Linked DNA regions of Homo sapiens: region 2 is linked to region 1. Evidence: read pairs that join two places in POLR2A ChIA-PET (ENCODE). Cell type or tissue: HepG2. All regions are shown on one strand. Links, peaks and the distances in the headings refer to the core of each region. The heading gives the core; the rest is flanking DNA.

The links. ChIA-PET counts read pairs that join two places held together with the same protein. Peaks named below come from ENCODE experiments on the same cell type or tissue, not always from the same donor. Only the 100,000 strongest peaks of a DNase experiment are listed, where the experiment ranks them.
Region 2: POLR2A ChIA-PET joins it to region 1 with 6 read pairs; 2 of 35 experiments call an interaction of 5 or more read pairs at or near these places.

What each region holds. Positions count from the first base shown.
Region 1 is chr1:207,101,821-207,107,203 of GRCh38, reverse strand. It overlaps C4BPA (complement component 4 binding protein alpha), which reads right to left and starts at 2,971. Exons shown (of 12, transcript NM_000715.4): 1 at 2,774-2,971. In HepG2, for the core only: no CTCF peak of the experiment used is centred there; a DNase peak (open chromatin) is centred at 3,013.
Region 2 is chr1:207,239,468-207,244,850 of GRCh38, reverse strand. It overlaps LINC02942 (long intergenic non-protein coding RNA 2942), which reads right to left and starts at 4,739. Exons shown (of 4, transcript NR_186170.1): 1 at 4,658-4,739; 2 at 315-418. The region is part of intron 1 of LOC107985251 (a long non-coding RNA gene); the gene reads left to right. In HepG2, for the core only: no CTCF peak of the experiment used is centred there; DNase peaks (open chromatin) are centred at 3,100, 3,440 and 3,940; H3K4me3 peaks cover 568 bases.

The sequences.
Region 1 (5,383 bases), core at 259-5,258:
TTACCTCCAACTTCTCCTTTACTCACTATTCCTTTACTCACTATTCAGATCAAATGTCACCTCCTTGGTGAAGCATTGCCTGACTTCATCATGAAATGCCAGTGTTTTCTGTTCTTCTAGTACTTGGCTAATACCTTAATTGTAGCATTGTTTTGTATCCTAACTATCTATTTGCTTTTGCCTCCCGAAATACATTGTGAATTCCTTGAAGACAAGGAAGGTGTTTATTCAACTTTCCATCTCTAACGTGGTATTGTAATTGGTCTATATAACCCCGTGACTCCTTTGTTAAAAAAAAACATTTGCAAGGTCAGTTTTATCACGCAGATTATCATCTGCTTTTTTGCAGATGCAGAGGAAGAGAAAAGAGTTCCTCCTTATTTCGCAGAGATTTCTTTCACTGCCTTTAGAAAGACCTAATTTGAGCACCAGAATTTAACTAGCTTAAAACTTACACAGAGGAGGCCGGGTGCAGTGGCTCACGCCTGTAATCCCAGCACTTTGGGAGGCCAAGGCAGGCAGATCACGAGGTCAGGAAGTCGAGACCATCCTGGCTAACACGGTGAAACCCTGTCTCTACTAAAAAGACAAAAAATTAGCTGGGCGTGGTGGCGGGCGCCTGTAGTCCCAGCTACTCGGGAGGCTGAGGCAGGAGAATGGCCTGTGAACCCGGGAGACGGAGCTTGCAGTGAGCAGAGATTGCACCACCGCACTCCAGTCTGGGCAACAAAGCGAGACTCCGTTTCAAAAAAAAAAAAAAAACTTACACGGAGGAAGGAATAAGACAGAATAAACAATAATAAATCTAAAAGGAATGAAAGTCAATTTAATTTTATCTTTAGAATGAGAATGACTGTCTCACTGAGGACCAAATGAAATAATGTGTGTGAAATGCTTTGTCAGTTTTGAAGAGAGATAATACAGTGACTAGACTTCCCTAACAAACCATCAGGATGCATCCTAACTCTTCTCCAACTACGGCATTTGCAGTTCACCATAACTACTCCTGGTGGTCCCTCAGCAGAAACCAGCTGGCCACAGAGTATGGGAATGGAGGCTAGAACTTGCGAGCTGAGAAGACACAAGTTGGAGTTCCAGCAATACCACAGTCTAAGTCTGTGATCTTGAAGAAGCTATATCAGCTTCTTGGATATCAGTTCCCTCCATCTCTAAAATAATGACATTAAACCTAGATGAACAAATTCTGCAATTCTGTAACTGCTCACTGAAAAGCTGAGACTACTCTAGCCAACTTTCATATTTCAAGGACTTCACCTTTTAAATTCCTGCAGAAATGGAACCAACTCAAGAACTTTAGTCAGCATGGCGGGTCCCTTGTGAAAAATAATATCAGCACTTAGCAATGCAGTGCAATTTGAGAGTCACTGGAAAAATCTTTAGTCCTCAAATTTCTCCTTCCATGAGAAGTTACTTTTTAAGTTAATATTTATTTTGTCTAACTTCCCCCTTTTAAAATGCAGATACCTTGTGAAAGGATAGTATTTTTCTCCAGTCTCGGGCTGAGTGTCTTCTTCCTTATACCTGGGCTCTCAATTATATCACTTACAAACTCCAGAAAGAACTGGCTCCCACACTTTCCCCACCCTTCCTAGAATCTCTTTTTTTTTTCTTTTTTTTTTTTTTTTGAGGTGGAGTTTCACTCTTGTTGCCCAGACTAGAGTGCAATGGCACGATCTCAGCTCACCCCAACCTCTGCCTCCCTGGTTCAAATGATCCTCCTGCCTCAGCCTCCCAAGTAGCTGGGATTACAGACATGTGCCACCATGCCTGGCTAATTTTGTAATTTTAGTAGAGACAGGGGTTCTCCATGTTGGTCAGGCTGGTCTCGAACTCCCGACCTCAGGTGATCCGCCAGCCTCGGCCTCCCAAAGTGCTGGGATTACAGGAGTGAGCCACCGTACCTGGCCAAATCTCTTTATTTTTCTATCAGCCCCTTTATTCTGTGCTCATACTACATTCAAACATATCTCTAAGCTTAATGCCAACCTTCTTTGATGCTTCTGCCTCTTCTGTAGTCTACTTTTTATTCTTTTGGTGTTACCATATTTAGAGATAGAATAGGAATCAGCAAAGAGACAAGTGGTTGAAGAATTAAAATGAGGACCAGAATGGTACTGTATCCTGGCCAACCAAGGAAGAAGAGAATTTCAAGAAGGAAGGGTTATCAGCATCGTCAAATTCAGAAAGTAAAGAAGATGAGGACGACTAAGACTGCTAGCTTCAGAAACCAACTGGAGGCTGGCCAGTGTCCTCCTTATTACCAAATCTAAACATCTTTGCTGTCAGTGGTGGAGGAGATTTGGAGTGGTTAATCAAATCTCAAAATAGAAATGGCCCCAGTTTTCAGAATGTAGACTAAGAAAAGCAAGCTTCCTGTGAACCCTTTGAAAAGTCTGATTGACCCCTTGCCTCAACTCTGATGTGGGAAGGTGGTGAAAGATCAACAAACCAACACATCTGTCTTTTAGATACAGTAACAAGAGCAACACCTTACACCTCTTCTTCTTTAGCTTATTTTATTAGAATGCAATATTATTCCTCCATTTATAATTTTTAAAACTTGAGGTTCAGATAGGGTTTAAAGTACGTCTCAAGTCTTACATCCCCCTAATACAGTGCTCCTGAAAAGATTTCTGCTGAAAACACCTCCAAGCTTTTGTCTCTGTTTTATCCTTCTAATCCTGCACTCCTTAAAGGGCCAAACCACCAGCCTTTCCTCCAAGCTTCCCCAAGGGTTTAGTAGTCCACCGACCTTTGGTAGTTGAGGAAGAGCAGAAGACTCTATGATGATATCTGGGATAGTTTCTCAAAGAAGAAAACTGCCTTGATCTATGTAGTCCTGGTTCCTCCCCAGATCAGAGTTTATCATAATACCCTGAAGTTGACTGGTAATTGCTCCACCAAAGAGTCCCTGAATTTCAGCCATGTGGTTGGCTGGTCAAGGACGGTTGATGGAAATAGATGGGCAGAAACTTTTGACGGGCCCAATGAATGATTAACAGCAGAAATAAAGCAGCACTGTTTACCTAAGCTCCTTCCTCTTTGCTAGTCCTCATTCTTCGTAACATGTCGCAATCGTTTATTTTCTCCTCTGCCAACCATTTCCCCTAAGTGGAAAGGTAATTTGAATTTGAAGCCAGAATTCTTTTTTCTTTTCATAAACACATAAGGGTTATGGCAAGACACAGTCCAGCTAGCCTGGAAACCTTGGATACTGCGAGGTTCAGAGAGCCTCCGCAAAAATGATCCACTTTCCATGACACTAGGTCCAGTATGCTTTCCTGGAGTTTGAAAACTGATATTCTTGCCCAGAGCTCGTCTCTATCCCACCCCAAGGAATTACAAAAGGTGGGGAATTTATCAAACATGCATTGGGTTTCCACTATGTGCTGAGTTATCTAGAACGTATTTGGAGTTCAGCAAATGTTAACTGCTACTACATGTCAGGCACCAGAGGGCCTCCAAAAATTGATCTATCCAGTGCGCTCAGAAGAACGCAATGAAGGACCGGCCATGTTTCCTCTCGCATAGATCTAAAAAGACCACAAGCACTTACATAGTCCAATTAAGCTACTAATCCTCAAGGTTAAGATTTGTGTGCTCAGAAGATTGCTATTAAAAGGCAATTCTTTCTGAGAACTTCACTTTTTCTGTAATAAATACTGAAAGTCCCAGAAGAGTTTCAGAAAAGGAACTAAACTACAACAGGTTGAGTTAATCAAGGAAGTTTCTACAGAAGATGTGAGATTTGGATAAAAGGTAGAAATTATTAGATAAAAGTGGTAAGGATATTAGATGTAAAGAAACCATGCGCTAGGTCACCAAGGTGAGACACTGATTTGACCAGAATGAAGATAGAGGAGGATTCCAGATTGCACAGTCTTGAGACTAAATTGGAAGAAATATCACCTTTAAAGCTGCTATTTCTTTAAAGTACCGTTTTCCAATGTATTGAAGTCCTTTCGTTTACTTTCCACAGTGACTCTTGCAGATTTTTCTCTCCAGGTCACCAAATTGTCACATTCCCTCTCAGCAGATGCTCTTACCTCCTACTTTACTAAAAATCATTCTACCTTAGCTTCATCAATGTCAAATTTTCCCTCCTATTCACTCCTCATTCCGAGGAGAATTGTTTCTTCTTTTCCTGCCTCATTTTCAATGCATCTCTCATCCTGAAATGTCCCTTCAATTTTGCCAATACCTCAAATTCCACCTTTCTTCTTTAGTGTGATGCTGAACTTCTCAAAGGTGTGACTTGTTCTACCTGCCTGTTCTTTCTCATTCATCACTCCACCTGTTGCTTTCCCATCTGGCTTCTACCACTCTTCTACTGACATGTCTCTCTGAGGCACGCCCTTAGGTCCAAGTCCAAAATATCTTTAATTCATTTCTTAGGATCTGTCTGCAGCCTTTGTCACTGCTGATCATTTCCTTTCTGAAACTCTCTTCTCCTTTGGCTTCCATGACACTAAACTTACCTGATTCCCTTAACTTAACTAATTTCTCTTTCTTAGTTACTGTTACCTTCTCTTCCTCCTTCTCATTCCTAAATATAGATATATCTCAGGCTCTTCTTTTTTTAAAAAAATTATCTTCGCAATTTTAATGATCTTGCCTTCTGTCACAGCTTTAACTATTACCAGTAAGAAGACTAGCCAGCACTACATTATTATTTCTGATTACTCTCCGAAACTCAAGACTTACTTTCTTAGGTTTTGTTTTTTTTTTCCCCCCACTGGACATCTTGCAAGCACTTCACCCTCAGCACATCCAAAGAGGAATTTCTCATTTCCGGCCAACAAGCTTCACTTTCTGACCCCAGCTTTTTCTGACCTCTGGTTCTCGGGAATAAAATTTCAGATTCACTTTTGAACTCTTCCTCTCCCTCACCCTTCAATGTTTGATTAGTTGACAGGTTGTTTTGATACAAGTTTTCAATATCTCTCGTGTCTGCTGCTGCTTTTTCATTTCTGCTGCCACCAAACCAGTTCAGGTTGATAATGCCTCCCATATGGACTATTGTAGGAGTCCTTTCGTTGGTTTCTCTTAGTTCTTTTCCCTCATCAACCAATACTACAACCAACATTGTGAGAGAAATCTTTCTTTATGTTCTGTCCTTATTACTTCATTGTTTGCAAGGCTTCCATGTCTTCATGGTCTGACTGCCAAAAAACAAATGTATATTCTCTGCCTACCAAAAACAAGTGTATATTCTCTAGCACGTCATTCAAAAGCCTCCATAAACTGGCTTTGACTTATCTTTCCAGCCACCTTCTCTCTCACCAATTTCCATGCTTCATCTAGGCCAGTCCAGGCTATGTGCAAGTTCCTAAACATATCCCATTTTTTCTGCCTCTGTGCA
Region 2 (5,383 bases), core at 184-5,183, 140 kb before region 1:
ACCTCAGAAAAAACACATTTGGACACTGATAATTAATAAAAGGGATAAGAAATCTTGCTGAATTTTGTCTTTTCTTTCTCCGCTACTCTTGATACCACTGCTATCACCACCCCATCACGTCAACCAGCATTACCACTAGCTGAGTGGTAGCTGTTATTTACTAGCTGATATTTACTGAACACTTGCTAGATGTCAGCCTACGTGTCAAGCGTATTACATGCATTATTTCATGTAAGCCTTCAGCAACCCTGTAGGAGCATATTTGCTGTAGAGATAAGGAAGCTGAGGGATGGAGAAGCTGAATCACACAGCACCTTTTAAGACGCAGAGCCAAGATGTGAACCCAGGGCATCTAATTCCAGTTTCTGAGCTCTCTCTTTCTATGCAACAGGACTTCTCTTCTTGCCTCGGTTTTCCCCTGTGTAAAATAAAAGCAGTGATGATGACTTAGCTCCTGGAATTGTTCTGGGTAAAATAATGTAAATAACCTTTTAAGAAATATTTTGCTTATTCTGTCATAACAGTCATTTGACCAACAGTGGGGTCAACCCCATAGGTCAACTATCTCACGAAAGGTTTTGGACTACATATAAACTGGGGAGTAATGGTGCTATTTCTTGGATATTTGAAATTGAACCATGACCCACCTCACTCAGACTCAAGCACTGACCCATGGCAACTGCCTCTGGCTGGGAGGAACACTTCCCTCCAAGTCACTTCTGAGCCACTCTGTAGTGGTTAGCTGCTCAGCACTATTTTGGCTGGGGAGTTTGGATTCCCGTTGCGTTGAGAAGCTAGAGATGAACAACCTGCAAACCTGCAGATGTTAGCTGCTCCAGTCAGAGCATATCCTTGCTTGCATTCACACTGCATTAGAGTGCTGAGTGAGGAATTCACTAATATTTTCATAGTGTCAGTGTGTAATCCGGGGAAGCGAATTGCAAACTTGGATAGTGAGAGAGACAGAGGGCAGAGGGGAGAAGGGGAGGAAGAGACGGAGAGGGAGGGAGAGAGAAAGAGGGTGTTTTCTTCTGATTCATTAAAGAAAGCAGCACAGAACTAAAGGGATTTATTGGAAGACTTTTATGCTTCCCAATCAATGCCATTGCCAATAAAATAACATGACATAATTCACAAAGGGGATGCCTTCCCTCACATTACCATGTGGCTAAGAATTAAGGAAAGTGGGTATGTGTATAAGTATTTGGAGGAAGCAGAATTGACTTCTCACCTTCTATAGAACTATTTCTTTCAATAATTTAAAATATTTTAAAAATGTAAGCCGGGCTCAGTGACTCATGCCTGTAATCCTAGCATTTTGGGAGGCCAAGGCAGGCAGATCACTTGAGGCCAGGAGTTGGAGACCAGCCTGGCCGACATGGTGAAACCCCATCTTTACTAAAATACAAAAATTACTCGGCATGGTGGCACTTGCCTGTAATTCCAGCTACTTGGGAGGCTGAGGCATGAGAATCACTTGAACCTGGGAGGCAGAGGTTGCAATGAGCTGAGATCCTACCACTGCACTCCAGCCTGGGTGGGCAACGGAGCGAGACCCTGTCTCTAAATAAATAAGTAAATAAAAACGTATGTATAAATGCTTACTATAATTTGTCAGGTAATGTTTTAACCATTTAACAAATATAAACTCCCCCAACAACCACATGAGATAGGCATTATTATTATCCTCATTTTACAAATGACAAAACAGAACCACAGAGAGGTAAATCTACTTGCCCAAAGTCACACAGCTAGTGAGGAGCAGTCAGTTTAGTTTTGCTCCACGTGGTCTGTGTTCTTTACAACTTGCTGCCTGTGCTACTTGAGGGCAATGAAGGACCTTTAGACATAAAGTCAGCAGCAGAGGAGACTTTTTTTTAACTGAAGTTATTTGAGAAGTGTTTTGTGATAAAGAGACATTGCCCTGTGAAAACTTGCAAGAACTGCACAAACTCAGAATCTGCAAGCACTTCCCTACGTACCAACCTCAACAATACCCTGTGTTTTGCATTTATAGAAAACAATTTGCAGTGGCTCACGCCTGTAATCCCAGCACTTTGGGAGGCTGAGGCGGGCAGATGACGAGGTCAGGAGATCGAGACCATCCTGGCTAACACGGTGAAACCCCGTCTCACTAAAAATACACTAAAATTAGCTGGGTTTGGTGGCGGGCGCCTGTAGTCCCAGCTACTCGGGAGGCTGAGGCAGGAGAATGGCGTGAACCCAGAAGGCGGAGCTTGCAGTGAGCTGAGATCATGCCACTGCACTCCAGCCTGGGCGACAGAGCGAGACTCTGTCTCAAAACAAACAAACAAACAAACAAAAATTTTAAGGAAAAAAATTTAAGTATTTGAATAATGAAAATTACTTACCAAACTGCAAAAATAAAACCTTGTATTTATATAATGTTTTATGGTTTACAGAGAACTTTTACACATACCTTATAAATGTAGGTTCTAGTTCGTTTTCTCAGAATTTGTGACAACAATAAAAATTTCACTTTTGCTTTCTGGATGGTAAAATGTGACAGCCAATTGTTAAACAAAAATACAGCAGGTGATAATGAACTCATTTAAGAGGTAAAGGAATTTTAAGCACTTTTGTATTTATATTTATATGTAAGGAAGCGAAGCTGCCTGCACTTCATCTTTATCTGTTTACTAGGGTAGATCCCCAGGAATATACACAAACCAAGTTTTTTTAATCCCCTAGTAATGGTATTAGCATATACTTAAAAGTATTAAAACTTAAAAAAATTGTAGTTAAACATTCCTTAAATAAAATGGAAGTTAATAAACAATTTATTATACCATTAATAAAATAATTAATTTGTTAATAAACAACATTAATAAAATAATTTATTATGCCTCCCACAAATTGGTGTAAATTACTACAATTTGACCATACTTATAAAATTCCTAACATGGAATAAATATCTTTGCAATTGATTGATGTAAACTACCTTCCTTTCATTGATTGTGCACTTTACCCAGGCTTTCCTGGGGCCCTGTGCACTAGGAATGCCTGGCTCACGGTGTAGGCTGGATAGGCATGAGATACAGGGATGGGAGGGTGGTTTGCTCCCTGACGCAGGCCTCATGGTACATGTTGACCTGCACTGACAGAAGCCCGAAGGTCACAGATTCCACCTAGAAACAACTAAAGGAAAGAGAGAGAACTAGCAGCAGCCTCTGCCAAACTGGAGGTCAGCTGTCCAATAGCCAGTAGCAGCTACACCCTGGGGCAAAGTCAGGTCAAGACCAAGCTCTGCATTAAGGAAGAGCTCAGGGCAAGAGGGTGGAATCAGGGTTCCTAGAATCAACTGAGTCAAAGGACACTCAAAACTTCAATTTTAGCATCAGGGGCTCTGATGCAAGGAGTAAGTAACCTTGTGGAACTCTGAAGCCATTTAGCAATAGAACCCTAATCTTTTCCTTACAGGATAGGAGCTGTACTTAAAAGAGATTGTTATCTAGGAATGTAAGTAATTCATTTTTGAGTGAAAAAACAAATAAGGGATGGAAAAAAAGGACTTTGGTTCAGAGTGGGCAGGCTCAGTCACCCTTAAAGCAAACCTTGAGTGTGATAAGTCTGAGTGTGAGATCCACTCGAGTCAGGAAATCACAGCGTGAGAGAAAGCCATCCTGAGCAGCACTGCCTACTTAGGACAAGGTGTGGCTTCAGTTATGAATTTGGACTGCCAACAGAAGGATGAAATTAAAAAACAAACAAAACAAAATTGATGAGGAAAGTTACATTTCCTTCCAAAAGTTCTAAAGCCTGAGGGGGAAAGAGAAATACGGAAAAAAAAAAAAAAAAACCTCAAGAATACAGACAGGCCTGACAAAATTACTCAGACAATATTTGAGTGGGACATTCCTTTTTGTTTTTCCTGATTTACCTAAGTCACCTAATGAGTCACACTTTGGTGCCATTCTGGTCTGTTAAAAGAGGGAAATGTGGTGCCTGAAGCACTGAAAAGCATGCAGGAGCATGTGGCTGCAAGTGGGAACATACACAGACAGCAAGATTCCATCAGACCTGAAGAATGCTTGCATGGTTTTCAATCAGCCAAAAGCCACACTCAGCCTGGTGTTATGTCTCTGAAAAAAGGCAGTAAAAGATAAGCTGTTTATGTACATAATTATAATTCATGGGAAATAATACTTGAATAATAATATAATAATAATAAATATGCTGATTTTTACTACAAGAAGATGAGTTTTGGGAAAGGCCTGAAAATGACCTGCCTACCTAGTTCAGCTGCAAAGACTGTTACAGGAGTTCAAAATCCAAAGCACTTAGTTCTCATTTACCAAAAGTAACTCGGTAAATTATGATGTAACATTTATTACAGCATGATTAAATTTTAACCTCCCTAAAAAGAAGGAAAGCACATAAGTTCGTCATGAATTGACTTAACTTTAGAAGAGACTCTAAGACAATAACTGAATATTAGTTAGAAAAAACAAGGAATTTAGAGCGTTCGTTAGATGACTCTTTTACCTATTAGGCACCTCTATGTTCTAAGCACTTTCCATAAATGATCACATTTAGTCTTATGACAGCCTATGGTTTTTTAAAATCACCTTTCCAGAAAAGTGTAGGTGACATTTGGCCAAAACTTTACAGATAATAGGTGCCTGAGCCTCATTACCTGAGCCTTGTTATCACCTTCTCCCGCATGCTTTTCAGTGCTTCAGGCACCACACTTCCCTCTTTCAACAGATCAGAATGGCACCAAGTGTGACTTATTAGGTGACTTAGGTAAATCAGGAAAAACCACAAGGAATGTCCCACTCAAATATTGTCTGAGTAATTTTGTCAGGCCTGTCTGTACCCAAATAAGTGGTTCAGCCACTTATCTGTAAAGTTTTAGCCACTTATTTGGTTCACGAATCTGAATCAAATCTGTGCTTTCCACTAAAACCTAGTGCTTTTACCTTTCTTGCTTTTTTAAAAATGTTGGAATTATTTATTTTTGTGGGTACATAGTAGGTATATTTATTTATAGGGTACATGAAGTGTTTTGATACAGGCATGCAATATGTAATAATTACATCATGGAGAATGGGGTGTCCATCCCCTCAAGCGTTTATCCTTTTTGTGACAGACAATCCAATTATACTCTTTTAGTTATTTTTAAATGTACAACTAAATTATTATTGACTATAGTCACTCTGTTGTGATATCAAATACTAGGTCTTATTCATTCATTCATTCTATTTTTTTGTACCAATTAACCATCCCCACATCCCCCACCAGCTCACCCCCGATACCCTTCCTAGCCTCTGGTAATCATCCTTCTACACTCTCTATCTCCATGAGTTCAATTGTTTTGATTTTTTAGATCCCACAAAGAAGTGAGAACATGTGATGTTTG